2 separate regions of the Mus musculus genome follow, and region 1 is linked to region 2. The links are chromatin loops, found by intact Hi-C in ENCODE. Cell type or tissue: heart. All regions are shown on one strand.

Evidence for each region. Hi-C counts contacts between places; a loop is a spot of excess contacts. Peaks named below come from ENCODE experiments on the same cell type or tissue, not always from the same donor. Only the 100,000 strongest peaks of a DNase experiment are listed, where the experiment ranks them.
Region 1: it touches region 2 in a loop (8-fold over the local background); 2 of 42 quality-filtered maps call a loop at or near these places.

The regions. Positions count from the first base shown.
Region 1 is chr5:139,137,344-139,145,343 of GRCm38, reverse strand. It overlaps a transcript of Prkar1b not described here. Among named protein-coding and RNA genes, the nearest start is that of Dnaaf5, 8.9 kb to the left of the region's middle. In heart, no CTCF peak of the experiment used is centred here; a DNase peak (open chromatin) is centred at 6,653; H3K27ac peaks cover 925 bases; H3K27me3 peaks cover 317 bases.
Region 2 is chr5:139,081,115-139,089,114 of GRCm38, reverse strand. All of the region lies in intron 4 of Prkar1b (protein kinase, cAMP dependent regulatory, type I beta), which reads left to right. Among named protein-coding and RNA genes, the nearest start is that of Prkar1b, 45 kb to the left of the region's middle. In heart, CTCF peaks have their summits at 744 (motif pointing right) and 3,778 (motif pointing right); DNase peaks (open chromatin) are centred at 3,794, 4,594 and 5,084; H3K27ac peaks cover 3,696 bases.

The DNA of each region.
Region 1 (8,000 bases), 56 kb before region 2:
ACAGAGGAAGAACCTGCAGGCTTTCGGTCTTACATCTTCCATGTGTCTAAAGTCAGCGCCTCCTGGAGGACACTGCCAAGTGATTGGGACAAACCCTGTCCTCCTTGAATCATATTTGCTTTTGTTTGATACTTTAAAAAAAAATGTGTGTATTTGTGTGTATAGGTGTTTTGCCTGCCAGCACATTTGTATGCCAGAAGTGTGGCTGGTGCTCTGGGAGGCCAGGGGAGGGCATTGCATCCTCCAAAGCTGAATGGTTGTGAGCTACCACATCGGTGATAGGAATTGAACTCAGTTTCTCTGGAAGAGCAACCCATACTTTTAACCACTGAGCCATTTCTCCAGCCCCTGTTATTGCTTTTTAAGAGTAGAAAACTTAAGCCTTTTGCTTTAACAATCTGAAAGCTTAGCTGGGTGGGGTCATCCCCCAAATGTACCCTTCCCTCTGTTCTGGTGTGGATCAGGCCTCTCCCTAATGGTGCTTATCTCCTCTGACATAGGCTATCTGTAACATTAAGCCTCCTAATGGTCTTTCTCCGTTTCAGACCATACATTATGTATTTCTTTCTGCCTCATCTTACACTGTAGACGTGCGTGTTACCAGTAACAATCACACTGCAGATTCAGTGTTGTGCTGTCTTGAAATGTGCTCTGCCAAAGAAATTAGTCCATTTCTTTGAAATTTATCCTTGAGCTGGGCCTCTGTAGTCTCTTTTACTCTCAACATTACTGTCTTCCAGGTCCCTACTCTACCTGCCCAACAGCACCACCAACTGGGGAACCAGGTATAAAATATCAAATCCTATGGGGGACATTTTCCCCACTTAAATTATCACACAGGGCATGCGCGCACATGCATACACACACACACGCGCAAGCACGCACGCAGGGAAAATGTGCATATATAGACTGTTCTCATTGGTGTGACCAAATACTTGACAGAAACAGCTTAAAGGAAAAAGGGTTGATTTTGCTCATGAGTTCAGGGGTTTGGGTCTATACACGCTTGGTTCCATGGGCTTAGACCATCAGGCAACAAGGATATATGGCAGAGGGAACTGGTCAAACAGAAAACAGTCAGAAGGGAAAAAAGGTCCCAAGACCTATGCCCCTAGTGATGTCCTACATCAGTTCCCCATCCTAGTTTTCAGAATGTCCCAGAATAGTACCACCAGCTGGGGACCAAATGTGCCAACAGGAGGCTGTGGGAAATACTGCATATCCCAAACAGAAACATTCTCTTCGTATTGTCAAGTGATGTTGATGCTACCTTGGGGTTCTGCCAACCAGACGGCCATTTGATGCAATGTCTTGGCCTTCAGCCTCCAGATTCATAAGCCAAGCTATTCATTACAGACTTCACTCAAATGGGTTTCTGCCACTGACAATAGACCTACATCCCAGCTTCGTGTGATTGCTTCATTATTGATAGTTGAAGCAAAACATGTTGTGGAAGATGGATAAGGCTAATAGGCCTTGGCAAATTTGATTGAACTACACCATGTACATGTATGAAATATGAAATGTATAATATATGCTAGTAAAATAATTAAATGTTTAAATTACGTTTTGTGTGTGTGTGTGTGTGTGTGTGTGTGTGTGTGTGTGTACACAAGCATGTGTGGAAGTCGGAGGGCAACTTGCAGGACTGAGTTCTCTCACAGTGTGGGTCATGGGATGAAGTCAGGCCCATTTAGCTTGGCATTAGGTGCCTTTATCTGCTAAGCCATGTCACTGGCCCCAGAACATTAAAAACAACATTTAACATGGGGCGGTGGTTGTTCCTGTAGAAAGTAGTATAGTTCTATTTAAAGAAAAGTTCAATTTTAAGCTTTCCATGCTATACATGGGCAAACACACTGGTAGGCACCTCTGTCACTCCTAGATACAGTAATGCGTAGAGTGGCCCCTAACAGGACTAAATGTGGTGGTTGGCTCAAAGACATTATAAAGTAGAGCCCTAGAAAGTGCTGTCTGTGTGCAATTCTGCTCCACATTGAGCCTCGAAATCTAAGAGCACAGTGGGCAGCAGGCAAGCATGGGAACAAGAAAATACCCACGAGTGGAGCTGGTGAGATGGTGCAGTGGGCAGAAATGCTCGTCACACAAAACTAATCCCCCAAACTCACATAAAAGGCTAGGTGTGGTACTGTGTATCTGTAACCCCAGGGGTAAATTCTGAGGTGGAGATGGGAGAGTCAGCTGAAAACTCAGGAAACAGCGACAGCAGAGTACACAACACAGAAACAGAAACCAGGAGTGACTGGTTGTGCCAGCATCAGCCAGAAACATTTTTGAGCATGTCACCATATTGTCATCTTCAGGGTAACTCATTACAACACCCTGTATAAGTTAGAAGCCTACTGGTGTCTGTGATTAAAATACCTGGGCCGGCAAGATGGCTCAGCAGATGAAGTGCAACACTGATAGCCTGAGTTCCAGGTCTAGGATTTACATGGTGGGAAGTAAGAAGTGACTCTTCCAGGTTGGCCACCAAACGACACACGCACACATGCATGCACAGATATACATGTGTCTGCATGCACACACACACTAAACAAAACTTTAAACATTCAAACACAAGAAACCAGGTGTGTTGCTGCCCACCTGTGATCCTTCTGCTCAGGGGCTGAGGCAGGAGGATGGCCTACTGCTGACGCTATTCTGTCCTGGGCTCCATAACGAGACTATCTCAAAAAAAAATAATAATAATGAATAGAAACATAAATGGTATTCTTAATTTAAAAGCTCCTCATAGTCTAGATTGTACCCCAGATTTTTTTCAAAGATTTATTTTGTCTGTTTGTCTGTATACCATGTGTGTTCAGTGCCCTTCGAGGCCAGAAGAGAGTATCTGATCCCCTGAATACTACCTGAGTTTCAGGTAGTTGTGGGTTGCCATGTAGGTGCTGGGAACGGAACACAGGTCCTCTGCAAGAGCAGCCAGTTCTCTTAACCACTGAGCCATCGCTCCAGGCCTGGCACAGGTGGTTTTGCTGACAAGAAATTCAAACATTTAACGAGCAATTATAATCTTTCAAGGAGCTGGGAGGGGATGCTTCCAGTTCATGTCATGAGAGCAGCGTTACACCTGAAATCTCACAGGGTCAAAAGACACAAGTCCTGATGGGCTGTTTAATGGAGTACAGATGCCAGAATCCTAAAGAAAACACTAACAAGAGAATCTAGAAATAATTATTTTTTTAATAATTATTTTTATCTATTTTATTTTATTTTTGGTTTTTCAAATCAGGACTTCTGTGTGTAGTCCTGGCTATCCTGGAACTTGCTCTGGAGACCAGGCTGGTCTCAAACTCAGAGATCTGCCTGCTTCTGACCCCTAGTGCTGGGATTAATGGCATGAACCGCCACTGCCTGGCAAGATAATGAATTTTTTAAAAAGGGTTAAGACATAATCAAATTGAGCTGATACTAACGCAAATTAATAAAAATAATTCAGGGTTGGGAATGTGGCTCAGTTGGGAGAGTGCTTGCCTGGAATTCATGAATCTTGGGTTCCATCCCCAGCACTATTTAAACCAGCACTCAGGAGGATCAGGGGTTCAAGGTCATCTTCAGCTGCAACGAGGTTTAAAACTATCAGATTCCATAGATGCTAGCAGCACTTGGTGATATTGACACAGATATCAGTTAATCAGAAATGGAAGGGAACCACATAAATCAGATCTATAAAACTCTTGGAAGTGTATTTGCTAAAGTAGCCAGCAACAGTTTTTCCCCATGCATGCAAACCTGCTGTAGAGTCTGGGCTGGATTCCAGGCATGCCAGTGGAAAGTGGTGGAAAGAGAATGCGCCCAGCCATTCACAGCTCTTGAGTTGAAGAGACCTGGCGCAGCCGCTTCCTGTCCATCAGAACAGGTGCATCCAAGCTCTAAAGGACAACATTACAGGGAGGATACCGTCTGGCTGGAACTCTCCAGTACTGGGGCAGCCTGGTGAACCTGCTCCGGGCTCCTACTTTGCAGTCCAAACCAGTATCCTCTTTGTAGGAGGGAGCCAGGGAGCTGAGGAGGTATCTTCCTGCCCTGGTCTTCTTCTGGGGCTGGATTGCAGCCCTCTGTAGGGGTGGTGCATACTGCATGGTTTTGCTGATCTCTTGGGATTTAGGTTGCTTTTATCTTTTGGCTGCTGTGAAGAAGCCCTTTCCAGAATAGCAATCGTGAGCTCGAGAATGCTGCACATCGTTAAGGCTCTTGTCTTGCAGCCCTAAAGCACTGGATCAGTTCACAGCTGCAGGAGAAACAAAAGCCGTAGGATCGCCCTGACCTCGAGCAACTCTCTTCTGAATAACTCAAGCAGAACCTGGGAGTTGAATTCATATTTGCACAACCATCTTTTGTTTGTTTGATTTGGTCTTGGGAGATGGGACCCAGGGTCTTAGCGGTAGCCTTAGTACTCTGCCATGGCTGCGTGGCTACCCCCTCAACCCATGTTCTCCGTAGCATTAATCACAAGATGAAACAACCCAGATGTCTGTCACTGGTAAAAAGGCACACGTGACCTGATGCACAGAGGACTATGAGTCAACCTTAGGAAGTGATGGCTCACCAACTCCGGAGTGAGTCGTGCACAGACGGGTAAGGCTTACAGAAGGCAAGCAGCATGGCGGACTTGGTGCTGTGCACCTGAGTTGCCATGTATGCTCCATTGTGGGGCAGACTGGCCATCTGAGGAGGGGATGGCAGAGTGAGAAGGGGGAGGACGGGTTGGTCTGTCCCTTGGATCCCACAGAACAGCCCTGTGGAGGAAGTCAAATGTTTTCCTCCCAAGTCTGATGTGATCTTAATGACCTTACGTTACAGCCTCTAGCGCGTAGGAGTTGACATCTTTATGGGTTATATCTTTCTTCTTTTTTTAATATGTGTGTGTGGCATAGCACATGTATGATGTTCAGAGGACAACTTTTGGGAGTTGGTTCAAATTCAAATCATCAGGCTCGGAAGCAAGCAGTTTTAGCCACTGAACTGTCATCTCACCAAACCTACACTGGGTTTCTATCTTAATGTAAATATGGAACTTTTAAATTATGTTCCAGCCAAAATATAGCAAGGCCATCTAAATTTATTCTGCTTAACTCCCCGCACTGCATATATTTTAAAGCCCCTCAAAAAGCAAGGAAAAGGGCTTTTCAAGTGTCTTCCAAGAAGTATGTCTTCTCAACCAGTAAACAGATTTTGGCAAAATTAACTCAGGTTCATTCATTTATTGTTTCTCCTGACATACATTTATTGGGTTGTGGGAGACACTTTCCAGGTGTTCAGCTAAGACTGAGTGAAAGATGGGTGTCTTTGTTAGGGGTTTCAATGCAGTGAAGAGACACCATGACCTTAGCAACTGTTATACAGCAAAGCACTTAATTGGGGCTGGCTTACAGGGTCAGAGTGTGATGATCTGTATATGCTTGGCCCAGGGAGTGGCACTGTTGGGAGGTGTGGCCTTGTTGGAGTAGGTGTGTCACTGTGGGCATGGGCTCTAATACCCTAGTCCTAGCTGCCTGGATGTCAGTATTCTGCTAGCAGCCTTCAGGTAAAGATGTAGAACTCTCAGCTCCTCCTGCACAATGCCTACCTGGATGCTGCCATGTTTCCCACCATGATGATATTGGACTGAACCTCTGAACCTGTAAGCCAGCCCCAATTAAATGTTGTCCTTTATAAGAGTTGTGTTGGTCATCGTGTCTGTTCACAGCAGTCAAACCCTAAGACACAGAGGTTTAGTCCATTGTCTTCATGGCAGGAAGCAGGGCTGCACACAGGTAAACATGGTGTTGGAGAAGTAGCTGAGAATTCTACATCTGGGTCAACGGGCAGCAGGAAGAGAGCATGGGACGGAGTTTGGCTTGAGCAATTGAAACCTCAAAGCCCACCCCCAGTGACACACTTCCTCCGGCACCTCCTAATAGTGCTACTCCCTAGAGAGCCCGTGAGGCCATTTTCATTCAAACCACCACAGAGTCAAAGCAGGTGCTGCTGCTCCTTGCCTTGGGAAGTTGCCTGTCCAGAGTCCAGGGATAGTGCAGTACAGACCATTGTCCTCTGGCTTTGACATAGCCCTTGTGTTCTTCATCTGTCAGCAGCGTGATCACCAGAAGACCTTCACAAGACTGGATCCTCAACTTTCAGTCCTGAGGCAGGGTGGGGGCCTCAGCAGGCCCCACTTTTGTGAGGATTTATAGATGGTTAATAATTGCTAGGGAGGTGTGGCTCTGGGGCCCCGCCCCTTCCAAAGATTTATAGGCAGTTAATGATTGCTAGGGGATGAGGCTTGTGAGGCCCCGCCCCTTCTGAGGATTTGTAAGCGGCCATGGATTTGATGACGGCAGTTATGTATTGTCGTCCCCTCTGAGGATGTAATGGTTATAGTGTTGTGGCTTCTGAGTTGCCCAAGTGCATGTGTTACCAGTTAAAACAACCGAGTCACTGAAGTAGACGTGGATGGGATAGTTTGGTCCCTCTCTGTCCATTGGTGTCCTCTCTGGAATGGATAGACTTATGTTCATTTCCCTGGGGAAAGCCACACAACAGACGACAGTGGAACAGTGGACAGTGGACAGGATCCCTGGGGACAGGGAAGGCTCTGCCTGGTGGAACATCGCCTGGAATTGTGGGGTGGGGAAAGAGCGAGGTCTGGGGGCTGCTGCAGAGTAGTGGTTTTGCGGAGGGAGGACCAAGTTTGGGGAAGTGGATTGGACAAAGGCTGCTGCTACTCACCCCAGGATGAACGTTTGTGCTTGGGCTAAAAGCACATGAGCGAGTGAGGCAGCTGAATTATTTCATGGGTAAGTGGACTGAAGGGGAGGGAAGCTGTCACAGGGCTGGCGGGCTCTGGTGCCAATCCTGAACAGATGGAGGAGTCCGTCGCAGAGACAGAAACACTGGCAGATGACCAAGGCTGCAGGGGAAGGCATATGCATGGTTGGGGGCAAAATGATCCTGAAGTAGGTGGTGTTGATTATGTAACATTGCTGTTTAATGAATCACCCATCCCAAAATGTTGAAGCTCACCGAGAAGGAAAAAAAAAGAGAGAGAGAGAGATGGTTTTATTTTAATTCATGCAGAATTGTTTCATCATTTTAACAGACACATAACATTGTACAATAACCTCATGAGCTCTTTCTTGTGGTTATTTAGCACCCACCCAGTGTTTCTGGCTTCATGCATTTTTACAAAGAAGCCAATATAAACACATAAACAGCTGTGTTGGTTTATGTGCAGAAAGATACAGGACTGCATAGATAATCCAGTACTCATGAGGACTAGTCAATGGGGGGCCACTACAGAAGGCAAGCTTTGCATTCGTACCCTAAAGATGTTTATAAACTGACCTCCATACATATGTTAAGTATGAAGCCCTGTGTGTCCCCCCCAAACTCCCACCAAACCATATCATCAGGTTCTTGGATGTGTGTGTCCCTATGCCATGGTGTGCCTGTGTGGGTCAGAGGACAGTTTGCAGGAGTTGGTTCCCTCCTTCCACCTGGTTACCAAGGATCAAACTCAAACGATCAGGGTTGATTGCAAGTGCCTTGACGTGCTGAGACATCATCTCGCCAGATCCCTGTCTGTGTTGTTTTGTTTGGTTTTGTTTGGTTTGGTTTGGTTTGGTTTGGTATTGTTGTTTTTTGGAGATAGGGTTTCTATGTAGCCCTGGTTGTAGCCCTGGCTATCCTGGAACTCACTTTAGACCAGGCTGACCTCCAACTCTGCTTCCCAGAGTGCTGGGATCAAAGGTATGCGCCATCACTGCCTGGCATATTTCTGTGACATACATGTGCTTGCACAATCACACACACAATAAATATTTAACATGGGGCTGGAGAGATGTCTCAGTGTTGAAGAGCTCTCTCTGAGGACTGGAACACTGATCCCAACGCCGCACCACAAGCCGCATCCCCACAAATGCTCCAAGGGAGCAGACTTCTAGGGGGACTGACTTCTAGGGTTTGCTGGTTTCCAGCCAGGCCAAGACACTGGCCCT
Region 2 (8,000 bases):
ACATCGACCTCTGGCCTGCCCATGCCTGCCCATGTCACAAAAGCACATACCATGCAAACACAGACTTATTGCACACATGCCCCCCACCCCATGCACACACATTACAGGAATAATAAGTTTATCCTGAACCAAATTTGAGTGACCATGACTTGAAAATACAGATGCAAGTTGCCTTGAGCAATGTGTTCCAACATGGAAATGGTTTTGGCACATTTTCTAAGTCATACATCAGGGCTTTTTCGAGTACAGCGCTGGGAGCATCAGACATGCACGTTACAGGAACGTGATGACATTGTTAGATTTCCCTTTGGTGGAATCTGTGATCTAAATCAATACATTCCGATGGGTTTCCCTGATAGTCAGAAGGATGTGGGGTCAGATGTGGAGGTGGGCAGTTCCCTGCTGTGAAAGGAGCTGAGTAGCCCAGGATCCAGCTCTGGATCTAAGACATCTCGGCTCACCACACGCATGCATTTCTTCCTCATCAGTGAGTCTGCAGGAGTTTCAAAAATGGGTGTGGCTTTCCCCAGGGACTGTGGTTCACACTGTACCCTCTAAGGTATTCGCCAGACAGCCACTGTGCGTGGCTGGGGGCACGGAAGGAAGGCATCCTGTGTTCTCTCCATCCTTTCAGTTGTGTGGAACGGGGTGGGAAGTCATACACAGGTTCTTCTTTTTATTTTTAGTTTAGGCAGGTTGATGTTTTGCCTGCATGTGTGTCTGTGCACATGCGTGCAGTGCTAGAGTGGACCAGAAGAGGGCAGTCTATCCACTTGCACTGGAGATGGGTGTGAGCTGTCATGTGGGCACTGGAAACTGAACCCAGGTCCTCTGCAAGAGCAACAGTGCCCTTAACCACTGAGATATCTTTCACCAGCACCCTGCCATACTTTTGTTGTTGTTGTTTGTTTTTGAGACAGTGTCTAACTATGTAGCCCAGGTGAGGTTGGAACTCTATGTAGCACAGATCTCTTGGTTCTTTTGCCTCAGCTTCCAGAGTGCTAAGATTACAGACTTCCCAAATACCTGGATCAGTATCTTTCCCTCTCCCTCTCCCTCCCCCTCCCCCTCCCCCTCCCCCTCTCCCTCCCCCTCCCCCTCCCCCTCTCCCTCCCCCTCCCCCTCCCCCTCTCCCTCTCCCTCTCCCTCCTCCTCCCCCTCCCCCTCTCCCTCTCCCTCTCCCCCCTCCCTCCTTCCCTTGACCCAGCCATCCTTCCTTCTTCCTTTCTTTTAACCAATAGAGATTAAAATCTCATTATCAGTGTGTGTATGGGCATACTGATCTGCAGGCACGAGGTTGCAAACATGTAGAGACCAGAGGACATCTTTCTTGAGTGGGCTCTCTTTTTCTACCATGCAGATTCTAGGAATGGAGCTCTGGTTGTCAGGCTTGGCAGCAAGCACTTTACCTGCTGAACCACCACACTGACCCAGTAGTACTTTTCCTATAAGGAGCTAGAGAATTCTGATGGCAGAGTCTTAATTCTAACGTTTCAAGCATTTCCATGGCTGAGTTCTTGAAGATAGGCAAGGGGCCTCAGGCTGGTTTAAATCCCCACCTTTACCTGTGCCTCCCCATTCTCCCCTCATCCTGTGGCTTTGCATTTCTCCTGGTATCTGGAGAATGTGGAATTCTGGTTTGCTGTCCCAGCTCCCTGCCAGAGACCTGGGGCAGGGCCCCTCTCCCTGCAGGAGCATATAGGAGGAGATTTGGGAGGGAGTAGCTGCCCGGGGGAGGTCACGCCACTTTCTCATTCCCAAATTAAAGATGTGTGGTGAATGAATCACGGGGCCTTTAGTCTTTATCCATCCCCACATTATTTATAGAAACTGGAAGACAAGAGGACTGTCTCCAGTCACCTCTACAGGGTTCATGTCCCCTTGTCCCAAGGCAGGATTTGTATGGTTCCTCTACAGGTCTCAGGTTCTGTGGTTCATTGGTTGGTGCGTTTCAGCCAATGGTGTCTGCCTATTCTAGTCTCCTGCTGACCAGCTTTCTGGTAAAGTGTGGGGATGTTTGGCAAAGACATAGGTCTGAGGAGAGCTGGGATGGTTTTCTCGTGAGGACTCTCTTCTCTTGAGGCTCAGAGTGCAGCTCACAACCCTCCTCCTAAGGTGGATATTCCGCTGGGCACGCTTGGAGCCACAAGGAAGTAGGGTGGTGGGTGGGCCTAGGGAGAGATGCCTCTGTCTGCTCCAAGCACTGAGGGGTCATATGGTATTTTGAAAGTGATTGGTGAAGCCCCTACGCCCTGTTCTTTTACAGTGCCACAGCTCTATTTCTAGGGTGGCTTTTACATCTTGCTTGTCAGTTCCAGTTTTAACAGTCTGCACCACGCTCCCCTTCGAAGCCACAGAGATGAAGAGGCTAGAGAGGCCTGACCTGGGAAACATGTCCCCTAAGACAGACAGACCTGGCCTCTGCTGTTCATCTCCTGGCCTAAGGGGAAGACATCGGCGTCAGTGAGTGCCATCTCCAAGAGGCACTCAGGAAAGACTCCCGCTAGATTTTAATGACCTGCCATGTTTACAGACTTAGAAGATGCCTCAGGGACCTGAGTGGTAAGAAGTGGTTCCACAACTCAACATCAGCAGGGCTGTTGATCTGGGCTTCAGGCTGACATTTGAATCCAAATGTGCTGAGCTGTGGAGCCACAGGGGCTTCTGAAAGTATTTTAGGTTTTTCTTCACGGGTTCGTTCTGAGGCGTTTATTAACTGTGTGTGGAGTGCCCACACTGGCCCTCTCCACAAGCGATGCTGGGGCTGCTCCCCGCTTCTGGGTGGGGTTTACACTAATGTATGAGCTACGCTTTTGGAAGAGCGAGCCTTCCTGTTTTCCCAGAGTCACTTTATTCACTAAAAGGTGTACACAAGAGCGATAAACATCAGAATGAGCCTTTCCTTTGGTCCATGGCTTTAAGACCTTGTAGCTGGGCTTGGGGGTCCAGACCTGTCATTCAGATTAATCAGGTGGCTGAGGCAGGAGGCTTCCTGGGCCTTGGTCATCAGCCAGTCCAGATGGTCGGCGTGCTTCAAGGCAGCTGGGGCTTGAGAAACGACATAGCCATGGTCTTCTGGCACTGTGTGCACACTTAAATATCACGTACCCATGAGTGAAGTGCACTTGGGTCGAACATGGAAAAGCCCATTTTCTCACTCAGTTAGATTCCCATCTTCCATGTGAAGATGTCTTGCTCGTGTGCCCAAGGCATCCCTGGAGTCTGAGCAGGAGGGCCGCGTATGGACTACTGGCAGAGGGGGACAGGGTAAGCATTCTGTGTGGACACTCACAGGGCCCTCATGTGCTAATGATCTAGTCTCACGATAATTCCAGGATGAGGAAACACATAACAGACCAGAAAGGTCGAGCAATTTGTCCAGTGCTGCAAAGCTCATGGTGAGGAGGCGGGGTGGGGTGGGGTGGGGGCTGCTGAGTTATTCTGTGGTATACTTTGTCCTTCTGCTCTCTGACTCTTCCAGAATCCATGCCTGCTCACACTCTGCTCGCTCCGTAGCGGCTGATGTTGTCTATGTATCCTTGCAGTGCTCTCTGCCCACTCTTCACACAGCTGCAAACACATACCGAGGAAGCTGTTCTATATACTGTAGGTGGCAGTACCATGACATTTATCTAACACTAGGGGGAAGACAGACAGACAGACAGACAGACAAACAGACGATTGGGGTCCTGGATCTTGGACTTCAGAGCTGCCCTGTCTAATAGCAGTTCCACTGACTGCTGTCATGGTAACAGTCACCAGCCAGGCAGGTGCTGGCCACCTGGGGTCACTGTGCACCAGCTATTGGTAGAGTCAAGAGCTGCTGAGAGAAGACATGGGGTAAGCTCTGGGTCAGCCATGCCATCCTCAACACTCATGAGGAAAGCGTCAAAGTGGAAGCTGACAGAGGGCTCGGCACCGCTTGCTGCCTCACAGCCCTCAGTAAGTCCATTTCACAGATGAGGAAACTTGAGGCTTTGTGGCTGAGTGACTTGTGCATAATCCAGCTAGAAAGCTCCAGAGCTGTGATTTGGATTCAGATATAGTGTTCAAGAGCACACGAGCCTCCTTAGTCATCTGTGCATGACTCTAAGACACCCCCAGAGATCTGTCTGCCTTCTGTCTCATCTGTCACCTGCCCAGAATAAGCCTTATTGCCTGATACAACATAGGATGCTTCTCTGAGGCTGTCTATGAGGTTCACCCTGAGGGGAGGACTGTGACCCGCAAGAGTTCCCCAGGAACACCACATGGGATGGTCTGTGGACTCTGCACACGGATGTACACCAAACCCCACCATGGTCATGCACACATGTTGTTCTGCAAGCCCCTGTCGGTTCCTGTAAAAACTGATCCACCTTGCTGTACCTACTAGCTGGACATCCATATGATATCTGACCAGAATTCATAGCTCTTGGGGGTCAGCTGGGGCCCATCCTGTACAAGGGAACACTAATTGAGACTCAAGGAACAAGAACTAGCTTGGGACACATGCACACACACACACACACTCTATGATACAGCCCAAGCTGGCCTGGAATTCCTGTCCCAGGCTTCCAACTGCTGATAGCACAGGCATGCTGCCCACACATGGCTGTCAAATCCTTTTGTTGTTCATTCATTTCCCCTGTAACCAATATTGGAACTCATTCTTGCTGAGTCACTCGACTGTGTCGCAGAGAGCGGGACCGTCCTTGGATACTTGAATATGCCTCCCTAGATCTACCCTGCTAGCCATTGCGTATTCTACCCAGATTTTTGAGGAGTGAAGAAGAGGTACTGGGCCACCCCAAAGCTGTTCTCTCTGTTGCGTTTGGTAGGATGAAGCAGAGAGAGGGACGATACAAGCTTTTGTGAACACTGCTCAAGCCTGCACCTGAAGAGAGGGACAGATACACTGTGGCATGCCCAAAGGATCACCTTGCTTCCAAGAGGATGTTGGGGCCCGAGAGTCCTGTCTTTGCTTATTACTGTACCCTTCCCTGAGAGGAAAGGCCACAGCCAGCCACTGGGCAGTGCTCCCTTGGGAGTACTTGCCAGGAGGACACTGCAGTCACCACCTGGACATTATCACAGTGGGGAACTTGTCTGGGTTCCAGGTTCAGCCCAGCTGGGGAAGTACTGCAATAGAAACACCGCAAATAGCAAGACCTGTGACAGGCTGCGGGGGCTGGAGAGGGGAGCCACCCTGAAAAGCTGCTAGGCTTATGTCAGAGGGTGCAGAGAATAGGCCAGACCATTGAGGGGGTGTGGCATACGCTCAGCCTCCTTCAGAACTGGACTTTCCCCTTCAACTGTCTTTTATTTTTCCTTGGTTTATCTCTTTCTAGATCACCTTACCTCCAATTCCCCTGCAGCAGTGTGCATGCATACATGCACACATGCACACATGCACACATGGCCCTTGCACACATTCTTCCTGTTCTGGGTCTGTTCTTATAGACCACATGTGAGTTGCTCTTTCCTCAGAGCAGAGGAAGCTACCACATCATCTTAGCCAGTACCCTAGGCTATGTAAGTTGAGAGCCAGTCTTGGTGGACCAGAGATTTAGAGAGAATGGTTTGGGGATGGCAACCTGTTTTAGTGGAGCAGGAAGAAGAGCTGCAGGGCAAGAAGCAGGGGGCTTCCAAAACTGGGCAGGAGCCATAACCCAGCAGTAGCATGCTGGCCTAGAATCCTCCACCTAGGGGCTCGGCTGTAGCACAGAGGTTGAGCTCCTGCCTAGAATCCCCCAGTGAGGGACTGGGGTGTGGCTCAGTGGTTAGAGTCCCTGCCTAGAATCCCCCAGTGAGGGGCTGGGGGTGTGGCTCAGGGGTAGAGCCCCTGCCTAGAATCCCCCAGTGAGGGACTGGGGTGTGGCTCAGTGGTTAGAGTCCCTGCCTAGAATCCCCCAGTGAGGGGCTGGGAGCGTGGCTCAGTGGTTAGAGTCCCTGCCTAGAATCCCCCAGGGAGGGGCTGGGAGCGTGGCTCAGGGGTAGAGCCCCTGCCTAGAATCCCCCAGTGAGGGACTGGGGTGTGGCTCAGTGGTTAGAGTCCCTGCCTAGAATCCCCCAGTGAGGGGCTGGGGGCGTGGCTCAGTGGGTAGAGCAGTTGGAAGGAAGGAGGGAGGAAGGGAGAGAAAACAGGGGAGAAAAGATGGAAAGAGAAAAGTGGGCGGGTTTGTTTACAGTATTCTCTTAAACTCTCTAACCGATGCCGTGAAAACTGGGCAGAGCAGAACTGTAGAGAGCAAAGTCTGACCTGGTTTTAGACCGTACATAACAATTAACTGCAAATGAATCTAAGACTTCAGGGTGAGAGCTAAAAATGTAAAACTCCTAGAAGAAAACAGGATGATGTGCCCTGGTGTTGGTTTTGGTAGCAATATTTGGCTAGGATTCCCATGGCACACACAGAGGCCAGCTGTTCTCTGTTTTTGTTTTGTTTTGTTATCAAGATTTTTTTCCATCTTTTTTTTTTTTTTTTTTTTACAGACAGGATTTGGGGTGAGGGCACCTGTTGTTCTTAGATTTGACATTGATGCTTGGCAGGCCTGCCTTTCTTCCTTTCTTCCTTCTTCCCTTCCTTCCTTCCTTCCTTCCTTCCTTCCTTCCTTCTTTCCTTCCTTTTTCGCTCCCTCCCTCTCTCTTTCCCTCTCTCCCTCTGGTACATATATATGTGTGTGTGTGGAAGCCAGAGACTGACGTCAGCTCTTTCTCTCAGTCATTCTATACCCTGTTTTTTGAGACAGGGTTTCATACTGAACATGGTGCTTGCCAGTTCATTAGACTAGCCTGTCAGCAGGCTCCAAGGATCCTCCAGTCCCCACAGCTCCCCCCCCCCCCCAGTGCTGGAATTTACAACAGTACACTGCTGTGTCCTATCTTTATGTGGGTGTGAAATCCAAGCTCAGGTCTTCATACTTGGTCAGCAATACTTTACTGAGTGACTGACCTATCTCCACTTCACCCCCACCCCCACTCCCACCCATATGGCTTGGAATTCCTGATCTTCCTGAATGCTAATATGACAGACATGTATAATGCCTAGTCATTCATTCTTGGATATTTTCTCCAGATAATACTGGATTTTTCTTTTATCTATTATATGTGTGTGTGTGTGTGTGTGTGTGTGTGTGAAAATCAGAGGACAACTTTGTGAGTCTGTTCTCTCCTTCCTTTATATAGATCTGAATTTGGAACCCGGGTCACCAGACTTGTGTGACAAGCACCATTGCTGGCTGAACCACCTTGCCAGCCCCGAGTTTTTCTTTCAAAGATAAACATATCAGTTCCCGTTGGTACTTCCCAGTCTAATTCTGGCTACAGGATTTCCTGTTTGTTCCAACACAACCTTATGCCTTTCCCTCTTTTCTTTCTGGGAAGCTGAAACCTTCCTCCCCATCTTTTCAATGACACCCAGCAAAGGCTTCTCTGGTTTATCCCACAACACACGCTGTATCTTAGAATAGCAATGTTCCTGCCCCTTGCACCACAGAGTGACTTAGGACTATTGCAGTTCTCTGTCAGGCAGGTTTGACCTTGGGCGGTCAGAATTTCCAAGCCTCTTAGCTGTTGTTACATTCTTCCTGCCCTCGGGTTATGCTGTCAGCAGACGTACTCTACACTGAGATTCCTTGGTTGCCATTGACGACAGGCTCTTTTATGAGGTTGTGTTTGCGTGTGTTTGTGCATAGTGTACATGGCACAGCACACATAGAGGTCAGAGGACAGCTTATAGGAGTAGATTCTCTTTTTCTACCACATGGGTCCTGGAGACTGAACTTTGCTGTCAGCCTCGGTGGCAAGCACCATTACCTACCTGATGAGCCATCTCAAAGGCCCTGTGTGCTGCTTTTTAAAAAGAATCACTGCTTTTTTGATACAGCCCAAAGTGGTTTTGAACTCCTTGTGACCCTCTTGCCCCAGCCTCCTGACTGCTTGGATCACAGATGTGCATCACCAGGCCTGACTCATTTATTGCTTTTAGTCTTAGATATGTGTTACATTTTAGATGTAAG